2 separate regions of the Homo sapiens genome follow, and region 2 is linked to region 1. Evidence: read pairs that join two places in POLR2A ChIA-PET (ENCODE). Cell type or tissue: MCF 10A. All regions are shown on one strand. Each heading gives the region's core, and the rest is flanking DNA. Links, peaks and the distances in the headings are about the cores only.

Region 1 (5,381 bases), core at 318-5,317:
CAGGAAAACTGGGTTTCAGTGGCAGCTTGCCAGATTAACCAGCTAGTGAACTTGGCCAAGTCACTTCACATCTCTGAGTCTTAATTTTCTTATTTATAAAATAAAGATCAAAAATATATTCCTAAGAATGCTTAGCCCCAATGATGTAAAGATGTTTAAAATTATAAAGTGATATACAAATAGAATGGATCAATATTTTGATTTTGTGTTTCTTCCACAGATTCTCTAAAAGCAACAAAAAAGTAGTGAGTTCCTGGATTAGATACTCTGTGGGGTGCTAGGGATGTGAAAACATGTCTCCTTTTCTTGTTTTCCCTTTCACATGAACTACCTTGACTGCTAATTTTATCTTCTCAGATTATATCATTTTCATACGATATCTCAAATCTTTGGTAGATTGGAATAATGCATTAATAAATTAATAATTAATAAAAGAAAATAAAATAATTAATGGTACAAGGCACAATACCTCCTCAAAAGGAATGTATATCCCAACAAGAGGACACGACAATATTTTTAAAGACGATTTCACAACATCAGGGACGTTCTGAAAGCCCTGAATGAGTGATGGAGATGGTACAGCTGCAGGAGAGATGGGAGAGATCGCTAGAAGACATGAAGTGGGAAAAGGCTTCGGAGAGCAGGTAGTGCTCCTGCAAGGTCTTGAAGCCAATGAAGATTGAAGAGAGCCTTTCATCCCAGAGAGGGAGGTGAACAAAGATTCAAGCGCAGAGACGGGTCAAGGGTATTCAGGAGGAAGTAAGGCAGCCTGGAGTTGAGAGAAAGGACACTGAAGTACAAGACAGAAAAATGACTTTTCAGAGGCTGAAAATGTACCAAAATGTACAGGCTACTGGCTCTTGTCCACCACCACTTCCGCATTTGCACAATCTGAGAATCCTGTACAATCTGTGAGGCTCAGGAACAAGCCACTTGGATGGGGGTCAGCAGGCCTGGGTGTCCTTACCAGCTCTGCAAGTCACAAACATCTCCGAGCTTCATTGTTTTTTCCAGAAGAGCAGTTCTCCACATCCATATTGCAACACATTGGAATGTTTAACAAGTCATTTGTTACTATTATGAAATTATTAAAGTAGGTGAATATTTTAATTAGAAATCACTTGTTTCAAAATTTCTTGAATGGAATGAAAGAAATGGAAAAGGGAGTGTGTAAGTCCATGAGAGGGGGTGACCTATGTCACAGCACCAATAGTGCTGTTCTAACATAGAGGGAATGGGGAGAGACCAGTGTCCTAGAACATAAAGGCGTGGTTCTATATTTCAAAGTGCCCCATAACAAAGAAGTAATAAGACGACTAGGTCTGGACTGTGCCTATGAAGGTGGAAAGTCTGAAGACACACTTGCCTCTGGAGAGTATGTAGTCAGTACTCAGGCACCGGGTAGCTCCTCAGAAGGAAGGAGCAAGAGGCTCTTACTGGTTCAGAGGCAGCTTGTCTCGGGATCTCAGACGTGGAAGGCTGGTGTGGTTCTGATGCATGCACAGCCAGGATTGACTGGGTTTGCAGCTTTCCTTTCTCTTTTCTGTTCTAATTCTGGAGGTAGAACTTGATGCCTCCTTTGAGTCCTCTGCTCCTGTTTCCTCTGTTCCCATTTCCTGTTCCCGATGGATCCTGAGAAATATGTGAACACTTCAAATGATGTTTGACATTATTGAAAAGGGCCCTCTCTAGAGAATACCTTTTATTATGTGAAACATCTTATTTGTGATACGTACAGCACTTGTGTTTAAGCTGTTGCCAATTTATATTTGTGTATGCAGTATTAGTTTTCTTTGAGAGGCGGCCAGTTAGGACACTTATGTTGCTGAGTACCCATTACATTGTGAAAGATACCCCAAGGCTAGCTGATTGTTCAGTTTTTCCAGATTTTCTGTCTTACTGCTAGTGCCAACTGTGCGTCTGGGCATAAACCAGACCCTGATTCACCAAAGGCTGGCCATTGTCTCTTCCTCTTACCCATCTATTCTAACACACCTTCAGTCACCCAGAGCCCATAGAGTGCCATCAACAATAGCACACCTTACACGAGAAGAAAGATGAGACTTTCTAGTTTACTAGAAAGAATGCAAGTGTGAACATTCTGCAGTGAGGAAAACAAAAACCAGAATAGAAAAACACCAAAAACTTGGAATATTCCTCTTGGTTTTCATTGAGTTGATAGAGTGGGCTCTTTAAGGATGGGACGCTTTACACAATACATCAGGTCATGAGTTCTCAGCAGGGGCCAAAAGGGACACATTGACAAAGGAAGACATCATTTTCATCCAGCAGATTCAGGGACGAAGGGATCTGTTTTATTGATGCAGTGCTGAGTCACTTAGCAGCTGACTCATTAGCAGCCATTAGCCAGCCCACAGTCAACAGAAAATGAGCACAATTGTGCAATCTTTACAGAAGAGAATTTACAAATTAGGGTTGGCAACCGAACTGACAGATCTGGGACTGTTATCAAACAGAGGAGACTTTCTGCCTGCTGACTATTTTGGAGACTTGAACCCAGCAACATGAACACCCAGGAAGCTGTTGCACACTACATACAGGTCAAACAAGACTCCTTTAAACTGATGTTTTTCTGTCTGTCTCTGTTTGCTCCTTGTATGAGATTATGCCATTACATTTATGCACTAAGCAGACAGATAATACTATTAGTTCTGATTTCACTTGGCTCCTTAAACACCATACAGGTTACTAACAGAGCTGTTTTAATACATATTGGCTCTTTGTGTCATGCCAAGACACAGGTGTCACTAGGGGACACAGGGCTGGAAACTTAGCCAAGCATGAATGGCCCAGAAGGATAAGACTGGGATGTCTTCTAAATAGGGAGAGGAAAACGACTACCATAAAGCCAGATAAGGCAACAGGAAGTGTTCGCCAGGCTTTCAGCAGTGGGAAGTGCTACCATGGAATCCTTCTCACTCTGGTGGCCAAATTTACTTGATTTCTACCTTTCATCCAACCTGGTGCCCCTATGGTGGGCTTCACTATGAATTACTCAGTGAGACCTCTGGCTAGTCCTGCCTTTACCTTGGTACCCCCACTCTCTCAAGGTCAGGTTTCCCTGACTGATCACTAGCTCTCTGAAGCTCCAGCCTGGTAGGTAATTGGGCACCTGTCTGAACCTCAGATCTATTTTTTTTTTTTTTTTTTTGCGCGACAGAGTTTTGCTCCTGTCGCCCAGGCTAGAGTGCAATGGTATGACCTCGGCTCATCACAACCTCTGCCTCCCAGGTTCAAGCGATTCTACTGCCTCAGCCTCCTGAGTAGCTAGGATTACAGCCATGCGTCACCATGCCCAGCTAATTTTGTATTTTTAGTAGAGATGGAGTTTCTCCATGTTGGTCAGGCTGGTCTCAAACTCCTGACCTCAGGTGATTCGCCTGCCTTGGCCTCCCAAAGTGCTGAGGTTACAGGCATGAGCCACCACGCCTGGCGAAAACCTCAGGTCTTTAAAGTCAGATGGTCCTGACAAGTTAGCCTTACCAAGAGAAGACGTTCTGCCAGGTAGCACTGGCTCCCAGCTATGAACCCTAGTTTCTTCTGCCATTTACTGGCTGCATACCTTTGGGCAAATGACTGAAATCCCTAAGTGTCTATTCCTCCATCAGTTACATGGGAATACCACTGCAGTTCCATTTAGCTCCACAAGACTCCATTTACGCAACAAATATTCATTGATCACCTCTGACAAGCCTGGCTCTGTGCTAGGCACTAGGGACACAGTGACAAACTGTAAACTACGCAGATAAGGTTCTTTCTCACATGGAAGGAAATTTACATGTTACCTAGGGTGGGAATGGGCAGGAGGAGACAAAATAACAAAGCAAACAAATTTACCTCGTAATTTTTGATAGTAACACATGCTAAAAAAACTAAGAAAGAAAGATACAGAATACAATGATTTGATAAAGAGTGACCAGGGTGGAGGTGACAGGATTTAGCCAGGGAGGTCGCATTTGATATGAAGCAATGCGAAGGTACATTGTGAAGATATGATGCGTGGATATGAAGACCACCTTGTGAAGATGTGGAAGCGCAGCAGTCCAGGTAGCAGAAAGAGCAGGAGCCAAGGTCCTTAAGCAGGAATGAGCTTGACTTGCTCTGAGGACACGTGGGGGAGTGTTGGACTCAGAAAGGTAGGTGATCCAGTGTGCAGTAGCAGATGAGCTTATCTGACAGGCAGAGCCAGTCATGTGGGACACTGAAACCACAAAAGGAGCCTAAATCTTAGTCTATATTCAGTGGTGACTCTGGGAGGAATTTTCCACAGGGAAGTGACATCGTCTGCGTTGCATTTTAAAAGACCATCCTGTCTGCTTTATAGGGTGGGGATTATAGGAAGAAGTGAGTGTAAAAAGAATAGTTAATAGAGTATGCATAACCCAGGTAGGAAATTCTGGTGGCTTGGCTTGGACTAGAATAGTTTCTGGAGATAAGGAGAAGTTGACACAGCAGGGATTCATCTTGGAGATAAAGCCAACAGGTTTGCTGATGGATTGGATGTGAGTGGATGGGAAGGAAAGAAATTAAGGATGATGCCTAGATTTTTGGCGAGGTGTCTGGATGGATGGTGGTAACTTTAAATAAGATGAGGAAGAACAAGTCAGGGCTATTAGGGGAGGAAGGTCAGTGGCAGTAAGAGTTTCCCTGGAGCCAGGTTAGTTTGTCATTCTTCTTAGCCAAGTGAGGTTGTCAGATTGGCAGTTGAATCTACTCTACGTTTGCAGCTCAGTGGAAAAATTAGGGATGGAAATTTTTTTTTGTTTTGAGACAGCGTTTCACTCCTGTTGCCCAGGCTGGGTGCAATGGCATGATCTCAGCTCACTGTGACCTCCGCCTCCCGGGTTCAAGCGATTCTCTTGCCTCAGCCTCCAGAGTAGCTGGGATTACAGGTATGCACCACCACGCCCGGCTAATTTTGTATTTTTAGTAGAGACAGGGTTTCTCCATGTTGGTCAGGCTAGTCTCGAACTCCCTACGTCAGGTGATCCACCTGCCTTGGCCTCCCAAAGTGCTGGGATTACAGGTGTGAGCCATAGCGCGTGGCCGGATGGAAGTATTTAAGTACGTAGATTGTTTAAGGCTCAGCTCTGTGCTAGACAATGCATATCATCATTCATTCATTCAACAGGCCCTGTTCTAGGCACTGGGGTTACAGTAGTAAACATAACAGACAAAAAGCCCTGCCCTCATGGAGCTGACATTCTAGCAGGAGGAGAGGGGCAACAAACAAATATGTGAATGAAATGTATGTTAAGGAAAAAAAGAGCAGGAATTATAGAAACAGGGATGCAGGTTGAAGATAGAGGATCAAATTTAAAATCAGTGGTTAGGGAAGGCATGTTTGAAAAGAAAAAGAC
Region 2 (5,381 bases), core at 99-5,098, 63 kb before region 1:
TTTGAGTATTACTTACTATGTAAGATAGAAAGAGAATCTTTTTCAATGCACATGGTTAAATAAATAAGACCTTTTAAAATCATGCTAATGGGAGATCAATAGCATATTATCCCCTCATAGAAGTTGCTAAAGTCTAACAAAGAGTCTACAGGAGAGTGTCAGTATCTTTGTTATTTAAATCAGTCTCTTTTACTTTTTATCCACCTGGCAGTGCATTCTCGGAAAGGGCAATACAAATGTTTTATTGTGTTGTTTAAGATGCAATGGGCCAAACAAACAAATAACAACAAATGACCTATACGAACATTCCCAACAAGTCATTAAACTACATTTCTTGATGCGTACAGAAGGTTTAGGAAACATAAATTTGCTGTCTGAGATCCCTGATGTACGTCTTGGCTCTAACACAGATGAGCAAGAAGTCAAAAATAGAAACCACTTTGAAGAAACTCTGGGGCCCTAAATGCAAGTCCCCTTGTAAGATGTCTTTATTAACGCAAAAAATCCTCCAAGCTTCCTCCCCTACAGTCATGACAGATGCCTTTGAAAGTCTCCCCACAGTGGCAAGACTTCTGAAAATTTCTTCCTGCACTTTGTGGAGTTTACAAAAACTATGCGAGTAACCTCCACTGCATTTGTCAAGCAAGAAGTAATTGAAAACAGCAGGTAGTTGTGCCTTAGTCACTAAAAGAAGTCTGCCAATTGATGCATGGGGTGCTGAGGCTGGGAGCTCCCATTAGAGCTCCTGGGTGGTATTTAGGTTCAGTAAATCCCCTGTGTGTCTGGGTAACTGGATCCCTAAATCTTGAGACTATTTTCATCCACTAAGAAGAGAATTGGAGTAGTATGGAATCTACTAAAAAAACTTGCTTTGTTTCTAGATATTTATTAAATGAAACATTGTAAGTATGATTTTGAAACGTCTTATGTAGCCATGTACATTGAAAAAACATCCTCTTTCTGTGGTAGGTGGTGAGATTAAAAACAAAACAAAACAAAAGAAAATATAGCAGTAAGATTCAGAAACATGGCAGGGAAACCATATGTCTCAGAATTTCCAGGCCAGTCCTATTTCCAATTACGATATTATACTGTGGTCCCCAAATTCTTATAATGTTCAAGAAATCCTAATAGCATCTAGACAGTATAATTTAGACTGCCTCTTATGTACAAAAAAAGATATACAAAATCCTTGTTCAACCTGATCTGTGTTTCAGAAAATATAAAGTATCTTAACACTATAGTGTTAAGCATCGGATAGTCTCCTAAAGGTGTTGGTCAGAAGAATTGAACCATAACCTGGATGGATCTATTTAAAGATAGATCAGATGAGAGGCAAGAGGTGACTAAAGAAATTAAAATTTAATTCTTAGCAGAAAAGTTGAAAGTCTTTGCCATACTTAATCTACAGTAGAAAATATTAAGATATGTAATAATTTCCACAAGAAATATTATTGACAATGAAACCTGTAATATATATTATTTACTTGACATTTGGTGAGAGTTGGCATACCACACCCAATAATGGATTTGTGCAAATTCATTCACATGCTCTTGAGCTGCATGCTTTGTGTGTCCAGCAGTATGTAAGTGCTCCCACAGTGAATGGAGAGAAGAGCACAAGCAAAGGCATGGAAGCTGGACACACCCTGTGCCTTCTGAGAGCCTCAAGAGTGCTGGCTGGCATTGTCAGGGCATGGCGGGGATAAGAAGCTACAGTAGGAGCTGAGGCTGGAAGGGCTGACAAAGTTCAGATCACGTAGAGACCTCTGCCCTTTGTGACCATCTGTATACCATGAGGTGGTAGCTGAGGGATAGATTCTCTGACTCTGGAACAGATATAGATGTGCTGGCTTCCAGATGCTGCTCACTTCAGCTTTACAGATATATTATATTGGTGGTGAGTCTCCCTTCACATCTAAGTGTAGAAAAGGAATTATGGAATTGACCACCACACAAAAAAATAGGCTAAGTGTTAGGAAGACATTCTTGGCTCGAGCAATAGCAAAATGCAATTTTAAATAAGTTCTTTTTTTTTTTAGAGAGAGTACAATTGTCCATCAAGCAGGAGGATGGAGAAAACAATTTTGTGGATGACTTTCTCACCCTGTGCTGTTATGCTATTTTGAAGCAGAATAATTACAACTGGGAACAAAGTTTGCTTAACAAATGGCAGTTATTGAAACATTGCCTCTTTTTCCGTGGCTTCTTTTGTTGAGAAAGTTCAGCCAGAATCAAACTCAAGAGGGAAGGATCCTGGAAGATATGTGGATCCAAGCACTGATGGAGTTGAAGAACTAATAACATATTATGGGCTTCTGCTAGACTAGAGGGTGTTTGTTTGTTTGTTTGTTTGTTTGTTTGAAACGGAGTCTCCCTCTGTCGCCCAGGCTGGAGTGCAGTGGTGCGATCTCAGCTCACTGCAACCTCCGCCTCCCGGGTTCAAGTGATTCTCCTGCCTCAGCCTCCTGAGATTACAGGGACTACTGGGATTACAGATGCCCACCACTTTGCCCGGCTAATTTTTGTATTTTCAGTAGAGATGGGGTTTAGCCATGTTGGCCCGGCTGGTCTCGAACTCCTGGCCTCAGGTGATCTGTCTGCCTGGGCCTCCCAAAGTGCTGAGATTACAGGCGTGAGCTACCACACCCAGCCTAGACTAGAGTTATTTAAGGAACAAACGCTCCTATGAACCCAGTCCAATAGGAAGATCACGTCTTATTCTGGCTGTGGGCCAACGTTGTAAATATGGTGCTAGAAATGCTTATGAGAGCACATTTCAGTCAACTCCTCATGTCTAACATAAACAACGCTTTAGGCCAAGGTCGCTAACCTTCTCAAATGGGGTATGCATTTTCCTAAAAATACAATATTCAAAGATGTAACTATCATTTGTGATTTTTTTCTTAAAACTAGCTTTTTTCTTTCAGATTTTAGAATAGCTCTCTCCAACGTCTCATTTGTCCCAAAGCCTGTTGCATAATTCTAATGACTTATGACTTTCAGAAGTCTTCCAAGACTTATGACTCAGAGGTGTGCCTGGGGTTGGTGGTGCAGAGTTCTTACTTCCTGTAGGCCGGCACCAAGTGCTCCCGGCAGATCTACCTTTACAAAGAAGCAGATGCCAAAACCTTGCCCCTCTTGCCCCTCGGGCTGTGCCTGATCACTCAGTGCCATCTGGCCACATTGCTGTGGAGGGAATGCTCTTGGTAACTGTTATTGCTGCCTGGTTATGCGTTGGCACTTTACAACAGTACAGGGAGCTGAGCAAAGCAACAAGCCGTCTCAAAAAAACTAATTTCACTAAATCTCCTTACAATACACGTATGAAAACTTTTTAGAGCTTTTTGGAAGGAAAAATAGATTCAAACTTCATTACATGTGTCAGGAAAAAGCAAAAGTGATGCCTATATTGCAGAAAATGAGCTGTGGTCACTGTTTTTTGCCATTTAGGACCTGTGTTACTGATAGAAGAAATGAAAACCCTCTGGACCCAATAAGATGTTGGGTCTTTCCTTTCTGTTCTCTTCTTGCTCCTCTGCCCAGACCCTCTGACATCTTGCCCAAGTTGACAAACACAAATAGGACTGGCCTTCCAGAACCCTCAAAATGGCCACCTCTTCCCACCTCTTCTTGAACTCTCCAAGTTACAAGTCACTGCTCCTTCTCTTGAACTCCAGGATCTCTCTGTCTGAACTTTCTATCTGACTTTAGAATTAGCATTTGTAACTCCTCTTTTAGATAATTTGCTTATTGACGCTGTGGTCTGGACTGTGTTTGATTCATTTGTACTTTCTCAGTTCCCAAGTACTCAGTGAAATACTGGTGAAACAATTTCCCAGGACTGTGACATTCTATTTGTGGGTGCCCTTTAAGTAAACTGTTGGAGAAAAGCAAAAGGAAAAATACATGATCTCACGCAAACAGGGTCCTCACCTGCCAAGAAGCTGTTTTGTGTTCTCTTGTTAGAATAATTTATCTAAGTTTAAGAGCAAGGATTTTTTTTTTTCTCTTGGGCAAAGTATGCACATGGCTGCTGCAGCAACAGCTCAAATAGACCCTGGCTTCCTGCTGAGGGCCAGAGGGGAAGACAGGGAGAGCACGTCTGGAGGAATCACCCAGCTGGGTGCCCAGACATAGCCACCTGCCTCCTGCCCCATGTCGAGGTGATGTGTCACCACACTGGAGACGGCTGATTTGGGTCACACCGCATTGCAGGCCCCAGATTGGAAACTGTAACCAGAAGAGCATGACATTTTAAAATATCAGTAGCACATCGGGTAAATGATTAAACCTCCCAAACAAGGAGTGTTTTTCTCCACGTCTACTCCAACACAGACTCATCTTCAGACCACTTCACATTAAGCAGTAAGTAGAAAAGAACTTGTCATGGGCAAGAAGACAGAATAAAACCTTACAAAGAGAAAGGGAGAGGGGGAAAACGATAATTTAAAAAGGAATTTTAAGGGGATGGCTGGAGCCGATACCCGCCCTTCCACGTTAGACACTCCTCTGACCCCATCAGTCCTCACTTCTTGTTTTCCAAAACCGTGCTTCATGAGAACAAGATTCCTTTTCCATTCATTTTTTTTTTTTTTTTTTTTTTTTTTGTAGAGATAGGATCTCGCTATATTGCCTAGGCTGGTCTCAAACTCCTGGTCTCAAGTGATCCTCCTGCCTCAGTCTCCCAAAGTACTGGGATTACAAGCGTGAGCCATTGGGCCCCGCCTAGATTAGTTTTTATTATAACGTAATTTTTGGTGTGAATTTCACCATTTCCTATGTTCAGAATGTAGTTTCCCCATCTAGGAAGTGGGATAGTAAAAAATTCCTTTTACCAATGTCACAGACGTGGCTCTAGCTCAGTGCAAAAGGGATGTTAACTCTTCCAGGCCTCAGGGTGCCAGTAAGTGAGTTACTTAAGAGTACTTAAGGGCATCCTGACAGCCTGATAGTTTTCCAAAAGAGGTACTGCATTCTCGGGAAAACCCTTCTCATTCCGTTTTAGTTAACAGAAACATTTTTATGGAAAGATCAATTTCACCTTGAGATTTAGAAGAGTGCTCCCTGTGACTACAGAAGGCAGCTCTCCCGGGTATTCATAGGGCCCTTAAGTTAACGTGTTACTTGGGTAGCAAATGAAGCACAATGGCTGAGGTCACAATGTCCTGTTTCCATTAGTTAATTTCCTAGAGGTTCAAAGTAAAGTCATTCGTTAATTGGTGCTCATTAAGTGACCTAAAAGAGTAGGTGCTGCTTCTGCAAAGGTCAACTTAACTCCCACAGTGCAAATTGCACACAGGATAAAATCTGAGGCAAACTGATATCCCCAGTCTTGGAGAAGTGGGAAATACTGTGGACTTGGTATTTTCTGCCTCAGC

Evidence for each region. ChIA-PET counts read pairs that join two places held together with the same protein. Peaks named below come from ENCODE experiments on the same cell type or tissue, not always from the same donor. Only the 100,000 strongest peaks of a DNase experiment are listed, where the experiment ranks them.
Region 2: POLR2A ChIA-PET joins it to region 1 with 45 read pairs; 2 of 35 experiments call an interaction of 5 or more read pairs at or near these places.

Annotation. Positions count from the first base shown.
Region 1 is chr1:232,701,940-232,707,320 of GRCh38, reverse strand. No RefSeq gene overlaps it. Among named protein-coding and RNA genes, the nearest start is that of LINC01745, 13 kb to the left of the region's middle. In MCF 10A, for the core only: no CTCF peak of the experiment used is centred there; DNase peaks (open chromatin) are centred at 990, 1,870 and 2,380.
Region 2 is chr1:232,765,216-232,770,596 of GRCh38, reverse strand. No RefSeq gene overlaps it. Among named protein-coding and RNA genes, the nearest start is that of LINC01744, 25 kb to the right of the region's middle. In MCF 10A, for the core only: no CTCF peak of the experiment used is centred there; DNase peaks (open chromatin) are centred at 2,726, 3,066 and 4,856.